Linked DNA regions of Homo sapiens: region 1 is linked to region 2. A link is an interaction called in ENCODE POLR2A ChIA-PET data of the cell type or tissue named here. Cell type or tissue: Panc1. All regions are shown on one strand.

Evidence for each region. Peaks named below come from ENCODE experiments on the same cell type or tissue, not always from the same donor. Only the 100,000 strongest peaks of a DNase experiment are listed, where the experiment ranks them.
Region 1: POLR2A ChIA-PET joins it to region 2 with 10 read pairs; 2 of 35 experiments call an interaction of 5 or more read pairs at or near these places.

What each region holds. Positions count from the first base shown.
Region 1 is chr20:36,005,443-36,013,442 of GRCh38, forward strand. CNBD2 (cyclic nucleotide binding domain containing 2) reads left to right here. Exons shown (of 12, transcript NM_001365709.1): 9 at 2,855-3,032; 10 at 5,695-5,815. Among named protein-coding and RNA genes, the nearest start is that of CNBD2, 41 kb to the left of the region's middle. In Panc1, no CTCF peak of the experiment used is centred here; no DNase peak of the experiment used is centred here.
Region 2 is chr20:35,898,158-35,906,157 of GRCh38, forward strand. PHF20 (PHD finger protein 20) reads left to right here. Exons shown (of 18, transcript NM_016436.5): 10 at 1,213-1,491. Among named protein-coding and RNA genes, the nearest start is that of SCAND1, 52 kb to the right of the region's middle. In Panc1, no CTCF peak of the experiment used is centred here; a DNase peak (open chromatin) is centred at 3,994.

The DNA.
Region 1 (8,000 bases), 110 kb after region 2:
CTCATTCCTAACAGGCCACGGACCTGTACCAGTCCATGGCCAGGGGATTGGGGACCCCTGAAATAGTTAATCCAGTGCATACTGACTACATACATTTAAAACATTGGTAGATGTTGTTGAAGTGCCTTTCCGAAAGATCAAACTCAGGGCTTTTTATATGTGTTTTGTTAAGCCAGACCTACTGCTTGTGGAACTTGGATTTATTCCCATTAACATTAATTTGAGGGGCCGGGCATGGTGGCTCACACCTGTAATCCCAGCACTTTGGGAGGCCGAGGTAGACGGATCACGAGGTCAGGAGATCGAGATCATCCTGGCTAACACGGTGAAACGCTGTCTCTAATAAAAATACAGAAAAATTAGCCGGGCATGGTGGCGGGCGCCTGTAGTCCCAGCTACTTGGGAGGCTGAGGCAGGAGAATGGTGTGAACTTGGGAGGTGGAGCTTGCAGTGAGCCGAGATCAAGCCACTACACTCCAGCCTAGGTGACAGAGCAATACTCCATCTCAAAAACAAAAAAACAAAAACAAAACAAAACAAACAAAAGACATTAATTTGAAGAGTTGATTCTCATACTAGAGATTTTTTTTTTCTTTTTTTTTTTGAGATAGAGTCTTGCCCTGTCACCCAGGCTGGAGTGCAGTGGCACGATCTTGGCTCCCTGCAACCTCTGCCTCCCAGGTTCAAGCAATTCTCTTGCCTCAGCCTCTGGAGTAGCTGGGATTACAGGCATGCACCACCATGCCCAGCTAATTTTTTGTATCTTTAGTAGAGATGGGGTTTCACCATGTTGGCCAGGCTGGTCTCGAACTCCTGACCTCTTGATCTGCCCGCCTCGGCCTCCCAAAGTGCTGGGATTATAGGCATGAGCCACCACACCCGGCTGGAGATCTCTTTTTTAATCAATGTTCTTGACGTATAATTTTTATATAATAGAGTGCACATATTTTATGTGTATAGTTAAATGACAAATTAGAAAAAAAATTCTTTTTGAGACAAGGTTTCACTTTGTCACCCAGTCTGGAGTGCAGTGGCATGAACATGGCTCAATACAACCTTGACCTCCCAGACTCAAGTAATCCTACCACTTTAGCCTCCTGAGTAGCTGGGACTACAGTCACATGCCACCACACCCTGCTAATTTTTGTATGTTTTGTAGAGACGGGGGTTTGCCATGTTGCCCAGACTGGTCTCGAACTCCTGAGCTCAAGCGATCCTCCTGCCTTGGCCTTCCAAAGCGTGGGATTACAGTGGCGTGAGCCACTGCGCCTGGCCATAGTTCCATGACAAATTTATACCTCTACAATCAAGTTATAGAACATTTCCATCACCCCACAAAGTTCCCTTGTGCCGCCTCCCAGTCAATCTCTACCCCTCACCCTTGCCCTAGGCAACCACTGATTTGTTTTCTATCATTATAGGTTAGATTTGTCTTCCTATGGTTTCATATAAATGAGATCATACAGGCCAGGCATGGTGGCTCATGCCTGTAATCCTAGCACTCTGGGAGGCCGAGGCAGGTGGCTCATGAGGTCAGGAGATTGAGACAATCCTGACTAACATGGTGAAACCCTGTCTCTACTAAAAATACAGAAAATTAGCTGGGCGTGGTGGTGGGCGCCTGTAGTCCCAGCTACTCAGGAGGCTGAGACAGGAGAATGGCATGAACCTGGGAGGTGGAGCTTGCAGTGAGCAGAGATCGCACCACTGCACTTCAGCCTGGGCGACAGAGTGAGAATCCTCTCAAAAATAAATAAATAAATAAATAAATAAATAAGATCATACAGTATGGACTCTTGTTTCTGGCTTCTTTTACTTAGCATGCTGAGTAGTTTGCTCCTTTTTATTTCTGAATTATATTTCCTTCGAGTTTTTTTAAATTTCATTTTAAGAGATGAGGTCTTTCTATGTTGCCCAGGCTGAAGTTGAGCTCCTAGGCTCAAGCAATCCTCCTACCTCAGCCTCCTGAGTAGCTAGGACTCAGGTGTGCACCACTGCAACTGGCTCTTGGTGATCTTTTTAAATAACTCTCATGGAGGGCCTATTATATGTCGGTGCTGTGCTAGGCATATCACATACTTTATCTGCAATTCTTTTTTTTGAGGCAAAGTCTTACTGTTGCCCAGACTGCACACAGTGTTGTAAACACAGCTCACTACAGCCTCAACTTCCTGGGCTCATGCAATCCTTCCATCTCAGTGTCCCCAGTTGCTAGAGCTACAGGTGTGCACCAGCATGCCTGGCTAATTCTTTAATTTATTGTAGAGATGAGGTCTTGCCATGTTGCCTAGGCTGGTCTTGAACTCCTGGGCTCAAGTGATCCTCTACTTTGATCTCCCAAAGTGCTGGGATTACAAATGTGAACTACCATGCACAGCCTGTAATTCTTACAATAGTTCTATGAGAGGGCTCTGATGCTTATATGACTTGTCCAAAGTTCCATGACCAGTCATCCATTTATCTCTTATTGCTGACTCTGCCCCAATTTGAAAGCCCAGTTTGAAGGCCGGGATAAATATGGTCTGTTAATGGAATGAATCCAAGAGACCTGAGTTCAAATCCAAGCTTTAACCTTTTTCTGGGTGACTTGAGCTCTCTGCTGTTCATCTTATCTCTTAAAGTGTGTTAATCACCCTTCTCCAGATGTAATAGATGTAAAGGCTCTAGCGCAGGGCCTGCCACCCAGGGACATTACATGGAGGCCACAGTGTTTTATCTTTCTTTTTTTTTTAAAAAATTTCCCCATGTGCTAGACCATCCAGGCAGGTTCCTGTGATAAGCTTCAACTACTACCACCATAACCATCATATATGCAAAGATCCATAAGTATCTTTTCCTGTGCTTTCTCTAACAGAATACTCTCCTATGGAAAGATTTAAGGAATTCCAGATCAAATCATATCCTCTGCAAGACTTTAGCTCCTTGAAACTTCCACATCTCAAAAAAGCCTGGGGGCTACAGGGGACAAGCTTCAGCAGGAAGATCAGAACCTCAGGAGACACTCTCCCCAAGATGCTGGGCCCGAAGATCCAGTAAGCTCAGCCCTGGGCAGATAGACGGGTCCAGATTGTGGTTGCAAAGGGAGATAATACTTATATGGCAGAATGTCAGGGATGCGGATAAGGGGCAAAGGTGGAGGACACAGGTCAATCCCAAAGGATTGTGCATGAGGCAACCTAGAGATGTCCTGGGTCTGAGAGCCAGGACCTGCATTCTCCACCTGTAACTCACAAGGCTACGTCAGGCATTCAGCCACTTCTTTTCTCAGGGCCTCAGTAACCCATTTAAGGAAGAAGGGGCTGGACATATCTTCTGGCTCTGACATTCTGTCAGTCTGTGTGTTTCTGGGCCCTTTTGATTCTGAGCTGCTTCAGAAAATTCTGTCCATCTAAGGAAGGCAGTTACAGCATAGTAGATAAGAGCCTGTGTTTGGAATTAAGCCTGGCTTGGCCACTTATTTTAGCTCTTATTTTAGAGGTCAAGGGACTTGACCTCTCTAAGCTGTATTTCTTGGTAGATAATAGCATCTAACTCTTGGGGTTGTTGCAAGCCAGCAATTAAATGAGATAATGATAATTATAGTTAACACTTACAGAGTATTTTTTGTAGCTGGGCATAGTGGCACATACCTGTAATCCTAGCTACTCAGGAGGCTGACACAGGAGGGTCGCTTGAGCCTAGGAAGTTGAGGCTGCATGCAGTGAGCTGTGATCATGTCACTGTACCCCAGCCTGGGCAACAGAGCAAGATCTTGTCTCTCTCTTTTTTTTTTTTTTTGAGATGGAGTCTTGCACTGTTGCCCAGGCTGGAGTGCAGTGGCGCGATCTCTGCTCACTGTAAGCTCCGCCTCCCGGGTTCACGCCATTTTCCTGCCTCAGCCTCCCGAGTAGCTGGGACTACAGGCACCTGCCACTGTGTCTGGCTAATTTTTTTGTATTTTTAGTAGAGACGAGGTTTCACCGTATTAGCCAGGATGGTCTCGGTCTCCTGACCTCGTGATCCGCCCACCTCGGCCTCCCAAAGTGCTGGGATTACAGGCATGAGCCACCACGCCCAACCGACCCTATCTCTTAAAAAAAGAAGAAAAAGAAAAAGAAAAAGGAAACAGGCTGGGCATGGTGGCTTATGCCTGTAATCCCAACACTTTGGGCGGCTGAAGCGGGCGGATTGCCTGAGGTCAGGAGTTCGTGACCAGCCTGGCCAACATGGTGAAACCCCGTCTCTACTAAAAATACAAAAATTAGCTGGGTGTGGTGGCGGATGCCTGTAGTTCCAGCTACTTGGGAGGCTGAGGCACAAGAATCGCTTGAACCCAAGAGGCGGAGGTTGCAGTGAGCTGAGATCACGCCACTGTACTTCAGCCTGTGCAACAGAGCGAGACTGCATCTCAAAAACAAAACAAAACCCCTTTTCTGTGCCCAGTACTGAATTATCTAATTTAATCTCTGTAACAACTCTACGAGTACTATTATAATCATTCCCATTTTTCAGGTGAGAAAACCAAGGTACGGGGAGAGATTGAGTTGTTTGTTCCAGGTTGCGCAGGTAGAAAGTGGCAGAGCCAGGATTCAAACCTGAGCAGCTCAGTGTTGTTATCGGTATGATTGTCACGACTGGTATGAGGCAGATGCACATTGGGGTGCTGTGCTTTTGTTTTTTCTGGAGAGACTGAAGAGCAGAAGAGGAGACTCAGTGGGGACCAGCCTAGAATCAGCTCATTGCTGGGCCCAGAGCAGCACAGCCCCCTCCCCCTGCTACTTTTGAAATTGAAGTGTCATAATGAGACTAACAATGGCACCAGTGTCACAATCCCTGCATTCCTACAAGGGCCACTTCACGTGAGTCCTTTGCCTGTTAACATTTCCAAGCTCCTGGCCTCCATAACGAGCACCCTGTGACTTTTGAGACGTTATGGATAATCCTTCTGAAGAATCTAGGTTGCAGTGAGCCAAGATTGTGCCACTGCACTCCAGCCTGGGCGACAAGAGCAAAACTCTGTCTCAAAAAAAAAAAAAAAAAAGAAAAGAAAAGAAATTCCTTCCTCTTGGCTGGGCGCAGTGGCTTACGCCTATAATCCCAGCACTCTGGGAGGCCAAAGCGGGTGGATCACTTGAGGCCAGGAGTTTGAGACCAGCCTGGGCAACATTGTGAAACCCTGTCTCTGCTAAAAATTAGCTGGGCATGGTGGTGGGTGCCTGTAGTCCCTGCTACTTGGGAGGCTGAGGCATGAGTATCACTTGAACTCCAGAAGTGGAGGTTGCAGTGAGCAGAGATCCCATCAGTGCACTCGAGCCTGGCGACAGAGTGAGACTCCGTCTCAAAGAAAAAAAAGAAAAAAAAAAAGAAAGAAATTCCTTCCTCATGCTGAGCATGAGAGGGCCAGCCTGGACTTCCCACCCATTAGGCCTGGCTTGGCTGCATGGGATCATCAGCCCCTGCCTCCAGGAGAACAGCCCTCAGGTGTTTAAGGGGAGGGCCTGTATCACCTTCCTCTCCCAAGTCTCCTCTTTCGCACCCTCCAATTCCTGACAATGGGAGTCAGGGCTTGATTTTGAGTTTTCTCGCCTTCTGGGAAGTTGTGAATTCCCCAGGGAGGGGAGCCCTCCATGTGCAGAAGAGTGAGGGCTGATTAGCCAGGGCCTCAGGAGCAGACTGTGTTACAGATGAGCTCTCTAACAAGCTGTCACATTTCAGATCCAGGCCTGCTCAGTCGATCAAATGTGCCATGATCAATATCAAGCCTGGTGAGCTCCCCAAGGAGGCTGCAGTGGGGGCCTACGTGAAGGTGCACACTGTGGAGCAGGGAGAAATTTTGGTGAGTGTGCCAAGAGCTCTGTTCACCATGGAGTACGTAACATGAATGGGCTGGAATGTTAAGTAATGACAGTAAAGGTTTAAAAACACTTCCCTCCATATTTGATATTAAGGAATTATGTTGATTTGTAAAGATGTGATAAGAATAGGCCGGGCGCGGTGGCTCACACCTGTAATCCCAGCACTATGAGAGGCCGAGGTGGGCAGATCACAAGGTCAGGAGTTTGAGACCAGCCTGACCAACATGGTGAAACCCTGTCTCTACTAAAAATACAAAAATTAGCTGGGCATGGTGGTGTACGCCTGTAATCCCAGCTGAATCCAGGAACAAGGCAAAGATGTTCCCTCTTACCACTCCTATTCAACATTGTATTGAAAGTCCTAGCTAGTCCATTCAAGAAAAGGAAATAAAAGGTATACAGATTGGGAAGTAAGAAATAAAACTATCTTTGTTTGCAGATAACATTATTGTCTATGTAGATAATTCCAAACAATTTTTTTAAAAAGAAAAACCTCCTGAAACTAATGAGATTATAGCAAGGTCACAGGATACAAAATTAATATAGAGAGTCCATTGCTTTCCTTATACCAGCAATGAACAATTGAAATTTGACATTTAAAAACACAATACCAGCTGGGCACAGTAGCCCCAGCACTTTGGGAGGCTGAAGCGGGCGAATCACTTGAGGTCAGGAGTTCGAGACCAGTCTGGCCAACATGGTGAAATTCCATCTCTGCTAAAAATACAAAAATTAGCTGGGGCCAGGCATGGTGGCTCACGCCTGTAATCCCAGCACTTTGGGAGCCTGAGGCAGGTTGGATCACTTGAGGTCAGGAGTTCAAGACCAGACTGGCCAACATGGTGAAACCCCATCTCTACTAATAATACAAAAATTAGCCAGGCATGGTGGCACACACCTGTAATCCCAGCTACTCGGGAGGCTGAGGCAAGAGAATCACTTGAACCTGGGAGGCGGAGGTTGCAGTGAGCTGAGATAGTGACGTTGCACTAAAGCCTGGGGGACAAGAGTGAAACTCCGTCTCCAAAAAAAAAAACCAAAACCCAAACCAAAAAGCCAGGTATGGTGGCAGGCACCTGAAATCCCAGCTATTTGGGAGGCTGAGGCACAAGAATTGCTTGAACTCAGGAGGCAGAGGTTGAAGTGAGCCGAGATTGTGCCACTGCACTCCTCTTGGGTGACAAGAGCGAAACTCCATCTCAAAAAAAAAAAAATTAATAACAAATACATAAATTACCTAATATTTTTATAGAATCTAATTTCTAAAAAATTCAATTTCTAGGCCAGGCATCGTGGCTCACGCCTGTAATCCCAACACTTTGGGAGGCCACCTGAGGTTGGGAGTTCGAGACCAGCCTGACCAACATGGAGAAACCCTGTCTCTACTAAAAATGCAAAATTAGCCAGGCATGGTGGACACCTGTAATCCCAGCTACTCGGGAGGCTGTGTCAGGAGAATTGCTTGAACCTAGGAGGCGGAGGTTGCAGTGAGCTGAGATCGCGCCATTGCACTCCAGCCTGGGCAACAAGAGTGAAAATCCGTCTCAAAAAAAAAAAAAAAAAAGAATTCAATTTCTAAGAAATCCATTATGAAAAGGCTAAATATTGCATGATTCCAATTCTATGACATTCTGGAAAAGAAAAACACTATAGAGATAGTAAAATTATCAGTGGTTGCAAGAGGTTTGGAGTTCAGGAGATGGGATGAATAGGTGAAGCACAGGGGACTTTTAGGGCAGTAAAATTATTCTCTATGGTACTGTAATGGTGGATACAAAAGCATTTGTCAAAACCTATTTAATTTTACAGCACAAAGAGTGAATCTTAATGTATGCAATTTGTTAAAAAAGAAAAAAAATCAGCCAGGCATAGTGGCTCACGCCTGTAATCCCAGCACTTTGGGAGTACGAGGCAGGTGGATCACGAGATCAGGAGATTGAGACCATCCTGGCTAACATGATGAAACCGCGTCTCTACTAAAAATACAAAAAATTAGCCAGGTGTGGTGGTGGGTGCCTTTAGTTCCAGCTACTCGGGAGGCTGAGGCAGAAGAGTTGCTTGAACCCGGGAGTTGGAGCTTGCAGTGAGCAGAGATCGCGCCACTGCACTCCAGCCTGGGCAACAGAGCGAGACTCCATCTCAAAAAAAGAAAAAAGAAAAAAATCA
Region 2 (8,000 bases):
AGCCACTGCACCCACCAAATCTGGATCCTTTTGATCAGACAAAGTATATTGTAAAACAAAGTACGTGTTGAAATCTCAAAGACTCAATACTAAAACCTTTGTAACTGTTACACTTTCCTTGCACAAAAACTGACGTAAAATCTCTTAGGTTTCATAGAGAGATACTGAGGAATGTTCCCTATTTCCGTCCACACAGATAGGTACCAGGATGGTAGTAAATGTAAGTCTGATCCAACTCATAAGTGCTAGCTTGAGATCCTTGATTTTATTTATTTTATTTATTTTTTATTTTTTTTGAGACAGAGTCTGGCTCTGTTGACCAGGGTGGAGCACAGTGGCATGATCTCAGCTCACTGCAACTTCTGCCTTCGGGTTCAAGCAATTATCGTGCCTCAGCCTCCCGAATAGCTAGAATTACAGATGTGCTCCACCATGCCTGGCTAATTTTTTTGTTTGTTTGTTTTTTGTTTGAGTCAAAGTCTTGCTCTTGTCTCCCAGGCTGGAGTGCAATGGCATGATCTCGACTTACTGCAACCTCCGCCTCCCGGGTTCAAGCAATTCTCCTGCCTCAGCCTCCCAAGTAGCTGGGATTACAGGCACCTGCCATCATGCCTGGCTAATTTTTGTATTTTTAGTAGAGACAGGGTTTCACCATATTGGCCAGGCTGGTCTCGAACTCCTGACCTCAGGCGATCTGCCTCCCTTGGCCTCCCAAAGTGCTGGGATTACAGGTGTGAACCACCATGCCCAGCCCATTTCTTTTGTATTTTTAATAAAGATGGGGTTTTACCATGTTGGTCAGGCTGGTCATGAACTCCTGATCTCGAGTGATCCACCTGCCTTGGCCTCCCAAAGTACTAGGATTACAAGTGTGAGCTGCTCTGCTTGACCTGAGATCCTTTATTTTTATTTTTATTTTTATCTTTTTAAGGATTTTTCCTTAAAGTATATGAAACCCTGAAAACTTGTACGACTGTTTAAAATAAACATGTTGATTTCTTCTTCCTAAAGATGAATCACAATTGAGTCTTATTTGACCTGAAGTTGTTTTCATTCTCTCTAAACAGTAATTTGAGGAGGTAATGGCAGTCTGATGTCTCAGGCTACATTTGCACGCTAGTCTTTCACCCTCAGTTGTCATGTGTTAATGCATGTTTTGTAATAACTGGGATAAATACAAGGAACCTTTGCTTTTGTTTTTATTTTTTTCAGTAACAAATACTTTTAAGAAAACAGATGATTTTGGGTCATCTAATGCACCAGCTGTCGACCTAGACCATAAGTTTAGATGCAAAGTTGTGGACTGTTTAAAATTTTTCCGCAAAGCCAAACTGTTGCACTATCACATGAAGTATTTCCATGGAATGGAGAAGTCACTGGAGCCAGAAGAGAGCCCGGGAAAGAGGCATGTCCAAACCAGGGGCCCTTCAGCTTCAGACAAGCCCAGCCAGGAGACCCTGACCAGGAAGCGGGTCTCTGCCAGTTCCCCAAGTAAGTATCTTCATTCTTCATTGTGTCATGGATGGCTCAGTTGCTTGGCCACAGTGCTTGTGTTTTCTGACACACAAAGCAGGCATTAGGTTTGTCTGTTCCAGTTGAATCCCACAGGACTGAACATATTAAGTGATCCTCTGGGCTGTGCCACGGAGCTGTGGCCTTCCTACAGGAAGCAGGAACACCTAACTGAGAATTACCTTGAAAAATCGCTTAGCCTCTGAAGGCCTTGCTGCTTCCAGTATGAGTGGGGACAGTCAAGCAAAGGGACCTTATTCAGAAGCCAGCAGGAGAACTCGTGCTCAGAGCAGCATGGGTGCCATCGTCCCACTCTCCCAAACCTGTGCGTTTTCCTTGCCAGCAGCACAAAAGAGCACGATAACCAAAAGGTGATATGTGATTCTACTGCTGGGTCCAAATGTGAATCCTGTTTCATCTTAAGTGCAACTGAAGATATTTATAATAGCACTGTTTGTTTTGCATAGAAACCATAATAGGGGTTACCATAAAATCTCATTTTATAACTTATTACAGAGAACCTTTTAGGAAATATCTTCTAAAGCTTACAGAAATTGAAAAATTACATGTTTCCAGGGGAATTTCAGAAGAATTAATGGATTTCCAATAAATTATATAATCTTCCCAGCTTTTTACTTGCTATTGTAATATCACTACCTACTTCTTGGCTTAGAGGTTTTCTATTAAAATGTGTAGGTCTTAAATGGTATATGGAACTCCTAGGACATCTGGCAGTGTTCCCAGTAGAGTATACAATCAGGTTTCAGGACAGGGGCAGAGCCATGCAGACTAAGGTGAACTCTGACCCTCCGAGGGGTCAACCTTCATTTATGCTGTCAAGACTTTGTATGTGCTGTATTATCCATTAAAAATATAATGTGAGGCCAGGCACAGTGTCTCATGCCTATAATTCCAGTGCTTTGGGAGGCCAAGGCAGGAGGATCACCTGAGGTCAGGAGTTCGAGACCAGCCTTACTTAACATGGTGAAACCCCGTCTCTACTAAATATACAAAAAAATTAGCCGGGCTTGGTGGTGCATGCCTGTAATCCGAGCTACTCTGGAGGTTGAGGCAGGAGAATTGTTTGAACCCAGGAGGCAGAGGTTGCAGTGAACCGAGATCATGCCACTGCACTCCAGCCTGGGCGACTGAGTGAGACTCCATCTCAAAACAACAACCAAATAAGCTAGCATAAACTCATGCAGATTGTATGGTTCTGCTTATATAAAGTTCAAAAATGAGTAAGAAAAATAATCTATGGTATTTGAGGTCAGGACAGTAGTTACCTTTGGGAGGAGGTGGGTAGGACTGGAAACTGGGCAGGAGGGAGTCTTCTAGGGCTCCGAAATGTTCTGTTTCCTGATCTGCATGGTGGTTATACAGGTGTGTTCATTTATGAAAAAGTATTGGTTTATGTGTTTATTTGTGTGTACTTTTCTGTGTATGTTTTATGCCTCAATAAAAAGCATGCTTAGGCGGACATAGTGGCTCACACCTGAAATCCCAGCACTTTGGGAGGTGGATCGCCTGAGGTCAGGAGTTCGAGACCAGCCTGGCCAATATGATGAAACCCCGTCTCTATTAAAAATACAAAAATTAGCCAGGCGTGGTGGCAGGTGCCTGTAATCCCAGCCACTCAGGAGGCTGAGGCAGGAGAATCGCTTGAACCTAGGAAACAGAGGTTGCAGTGAGCCAAGATCGTGACACTGCACTCCAGCTTGGATGACAGAGCAAAACTCTGTCTAAAAAAAAAAAAAAAAAAAGTGTGCTTAAAACATATACTTGGAAATGGTAAAAATGCAGTAAGAATGTAAGAAACTGCAGAGAGATACCAAGATAAAGGATTGGGCTTTTTACTTGAAATAATGAATGTAATTGAGAGGATTTTAATGTTTGTTTGTTTCCTTTTATCTGACTTACCTCCAAATTAATCTCCTTTTCAGTCCCATGGCACTAATCTAGGTTTCTTCTCTTGCCCTGGTTGTTGTGGTCATTTCTTAATCAGTTTTCCTCCCATCATTCTTTACTCACTGTGGTTATCCATCATTTTGCCATCGGATCGATCTTTAAGAGTACAGACCTGATTATATCACTCTCTTGCTAAATAATATGTAAGGACAGAATGATGCTTCTGCAAAGCATAAGTTTTGGAGCTGGGCACATGGGTTGTGAATCCCATCTGTTGCCTCAGTCACTGTTGGACTCTCTTCAGGTCTCCAGACCTCACTGTCTCTGAGTGTAAACCTGAGTTCTTGTGATTAGTTTGTGAGCTAATCTTTTTAATAAGCCTGTGTAAACCTGAGTTCTTGTGATTAGTTTGTGAGCTAATCTTTTTAATAAGCCTGTTTCAAGGCCTGGTGTGGGGAAGTGGATTTCCTTCTTCCCCTTGCTTTCTAGAATTTCATCCTTCTCATCCAGCCATATGTGGCTGAGTTGGGTACATTTGTGTGAGCTCTCTAGCTGGATTCTGAGTGCTGTTGGGGAGGAATTATGTTGAGTCATCTTGAGTCACTACAGTATCCCATGGGCTCTGCAGCACTGTAGAAACAACCAGCACTGAAGGACTGGAGATTATGTTGAGTAAATGGAGGTCATTGAGGTGTCAGGAGCCAGTAGAAATAGCAGGTGCTGGATATCGTAATGGATTGACATCTGGGCAGGATGAGGGTACAACACTGGAAGTAGAGTGCAGCCTACCCCAGACAGCACAAAGCCACCAGAGTTAGGTTGTTCCAAAGGCTAAGGCTTGACAGGCAGGAGGCCATTGAGGGACCCATGGAAGTCCTGCTTGCCTGACCATCGTGGTGTGTGCTCTCTGTGCTAGGACATAGTGCCTCTGCCTCTCCCTGTTCATGGTAATTGTCTGAGGAGGGACTTTGCTCAGTATAATGCACCTGAGCGTGGGGCAGGTATTCCTGGCCAGATGCTGATCTACCACCTGGCTTTGGGATTCTTGGTTAACTGTACTTGCATGACTTGGTTTATGTTGAGTAATATGTGTCAGCTCACCTGAGTTTGAATACAGGCTCTACCGCTTGCTTGCTCCAGGACCTTGGGCAGAGAACTTGCGAAACTTCAATTTTCCCATCTGTGAAATAGAGATAATAGTACTACCTACCTCATAACTTTGTTACACTAAATGACCCAAGGGGAAATGCTTTGTAAAATGTCTGGCCTATAATAAACTCTGAATACACAGTCTCTTTATCTCAGTGAAAGCATTTACCCAGGCAGTCAGAGATCTGAGTTCTGAACTCAGCCAACCACTGATGAGCTACAAAACCAATAGACAAGACATTGCCATTTTGGTATAATTAAGAAGCCTGAGTGACTGATTTTCTTTTCTTTTTTCTTTTTTTTTTTTTTTGAGTGATTTTCGTTTCCTTTCCTTTCCTTTCCTATCCTTTCTTTTTTTTTTTTTTTTTTGAGTAATTGATTTTCTACTTTCATGTCTCCCTCTTGGGTCTCATGCATTATACTGACCTGGGATTTTATTCTCTCTGTTAATACTGAAGGATCCTTTTCAATGGGATTTGGAAATTTCTTGGTGAATTGGAGATTTTTGTTTACCAGTTTTTAAAAATAAGGCCTGCTGTATACTCACTAGACTAGTAGGGTTGGACAATTATAAAATGCTTTAAGGGAAACAAGAGTCTTTTAAATCCCTATGCTTTAACTTGTTGCCAAAAGGTTTTTTAAGTCCTTATGTTTTAATTTGTTTAAAGTGGTCCTTTGTAAAATTGATCAATTTAGCAGCAGAATGTGCCACACAGACCACTCACCCACTGTTTGATCATTTCTGTACCCTCTCAGTGAGGGCACAGTCTGATCATTTCTGTACCCTCTCAGTGAGGGCAGGATTTGTGCAGCCAGGAAGGAATGTACCCCCATCCACATGTCAAGTGGACACAGCCTCCTAGACAACATGGCGATTACCCAAATGTATCTCCCATGCCTCATTGCTGATACGTTTAGCAGTTACCAGACCGAAGGAACTAGACCATCCATCTTGCTGTGATCCAGATGGAAAATTGAAAGCCTGGCCACCAGCCCTGACTGTGCCACTAACCAGCAAGAGCCTCGGTATTATCATATGTGGATGGGGCTCAGTAGACATGTTCAGTGTTTATCACGTAGCTGGCTATCAATGAGAGTGAACATAGTAGTGTATGCTGAAGATTCTGTAGTGTGGCTGCCTTATTCTGCTGCAGCTCTCCAGAAGGCACCCCTGTTCCAGGCATCACCCCTTACCTTTCTCCCATCAAAGCCTTGCCCCAGTTTGTCAGGGTTTTACTGGATACTTGACTAATCTGATAACCAAAAATTTGAAAGAATAGAACCAACTTAATAGTATTGTGGTTTCACCTCAGGCTTCTGAGAATGCTCTTATCAGGGTGGAATTTCAGACAGTGTGGGGAGTTCAGTTGGGGAGACGTTTCACTGGGAGACGTTTCACAGTGGGACTCTGATACCAGGCAGCCTGTGTTTTAGTTTACAGGCAGTGTGAACTTGACATTCTGCTTAAGTGAAAAACAGAATATTATAGGATTTGTGCTGCGTGATAATAGTAACTGTAAAAAAGTACCCCCTTTATGCTGAATGCTCTGATTTTTTTTTTTTTTTTTTTTTTTTTGAGACAGAATCTCACTCTGTTGCCCAGCCTGGAGTGCAGTGGCGTGATCTTGGCTCACTGCAACCTCTGCCTTCGGGGTTCAAGCAATTCTCCTGCCTCAGCCTCCCAAATAGCTGGTATTACAGGCATTCACCACCACACCCAGCTAATTTTTGTATTTTTAGTACAGATGGGGTTTTGCCATGTTGTCCAGGCTGGTCTTGAACTCCTGGCCTCAAGTGGTCCCGAACTTGGGTTCTCATGGATTTCTCTGATGGAGATTCCTGGGGCTTCCAGCAAAACCACTGGGACTCGAAAGTACCCTGCAGAGATTTCTTGGCTTTGGACTCCTCAATATCTGGGTTGGTAAGGTTGGGCAGAAGTAGTAGTTCTGGTCTGAGAGTCCGTAGACTGATCTTAGTAGCAACCTGCCACTGTTCCCTTTGTGATCTCAGGCAGGTCTCTTCACAGATCTGATTTCTTTTCTCCTTCCTTCCTTCCTTCCTTCCTTCCTTCCTTCCTTTCTTTTCTTTCTTTCTCTTTCTTTTTTTTTGTTTGTTTGAGATGAAGTTTCACTCTTGTTGCCCAGGCTGGAGTGCAATAGTGCGATCTTGGCTCACCACAACCTCCGCCTCCCGGATTCAAATGATTCTCCTGCCTCAGCCTCCCGAGTAGCTGGGATTACAGGCGTGCACCACCATGCCTGGCTAATTTTGTATTTTTAGTAGAGACTGGGCTTCTCCGTGTTGGTCAGGCTGGTCTCAAACTCCCGACCTCAGATGATCTGCCTGCCTTGGCCTCCCAAAGTGCTGGGATTACAGAGATGAGCCACCGTGCCTGGCTGATCTCCTCATTTCTAAAGTGATGATGTAGAGCTAGGTATGCATGAGACCAGGCCCTTTCATGTGGGGAGAAAAGCTCATAAACAACGTGAGAAAGCTAAGTTCTGTGTTAGGAACATGTAAAGTGCTGTGGGAACACAGATTCAGATTTTGCCTGTAGGGTAGGAGCTGGACTGTTGAGAGGAGAAGGTGACATTTGAGTTAGGCCTTGCTGTGAATTGAATTGTGTCCTGCCTTCCTCCCTAAAATTCATCTGTTGAAGTCCTAACCCTCAGTGTGATGGTATTTGGCAATAATTAAGTTTAAATGATGTCATGAGGTTGGGGCCTTCATGATGGGATTAGTGGCATTATAGGAAGAGATCAGAGCTCCCCCTATCCCCCCATGTGAGGATGTAGCAAGAAGATGGCCATCTGCAAACTGGGAAGAGGGGCCTCACTGGGAACCAAATAGTCTGGCACCTTGATCTTGTAGTTTCCAACCTCCAGAACTGTGAGAAAGAAATATCTGTTGTTTAAGCCACATATAACATAATGTTTTGTTATAACAGCCTGAGCAGACTAACCCACGCCTTAAGGAGTGAGGCTAGATAGGAATTGGACCAGAAGCCGGGAAGAGGAAAAGCATCCCTGTGCCAGGAATAGGCATAGCAAGGGTTCAGAGGCATCAAGGGGAATAAACCAATCATCTGTCCCTAAGGTGCCCCTTCTGATGCCAGCCTTCTGTAATCCTGTCACTCATATGGTTCTTCTGCTCTCAGCCAAGCCTTTAGTTGCAAAATGAATTTAGAAGGTCAGTTTAGATTTGCTTTTCCAAATGAGGTTTCTCAGTATACCAGAGTCACTTAATAAATTCTCTTCCAGTAGCCAGCTCAGGCTCCCTTGGGTTTCTTTCTACTTAGGTGAGTTCAGTCCTGAATACAGGTTAGGCTCAGAAAGAATTTTCTAGTGTCAAAGAGGGCCTCTCCTGTGCTTATTATTACTTATTGCTACATCTGTTTGAGTCGTGCTCTCACCCTGGGTAAACCTCAGTTT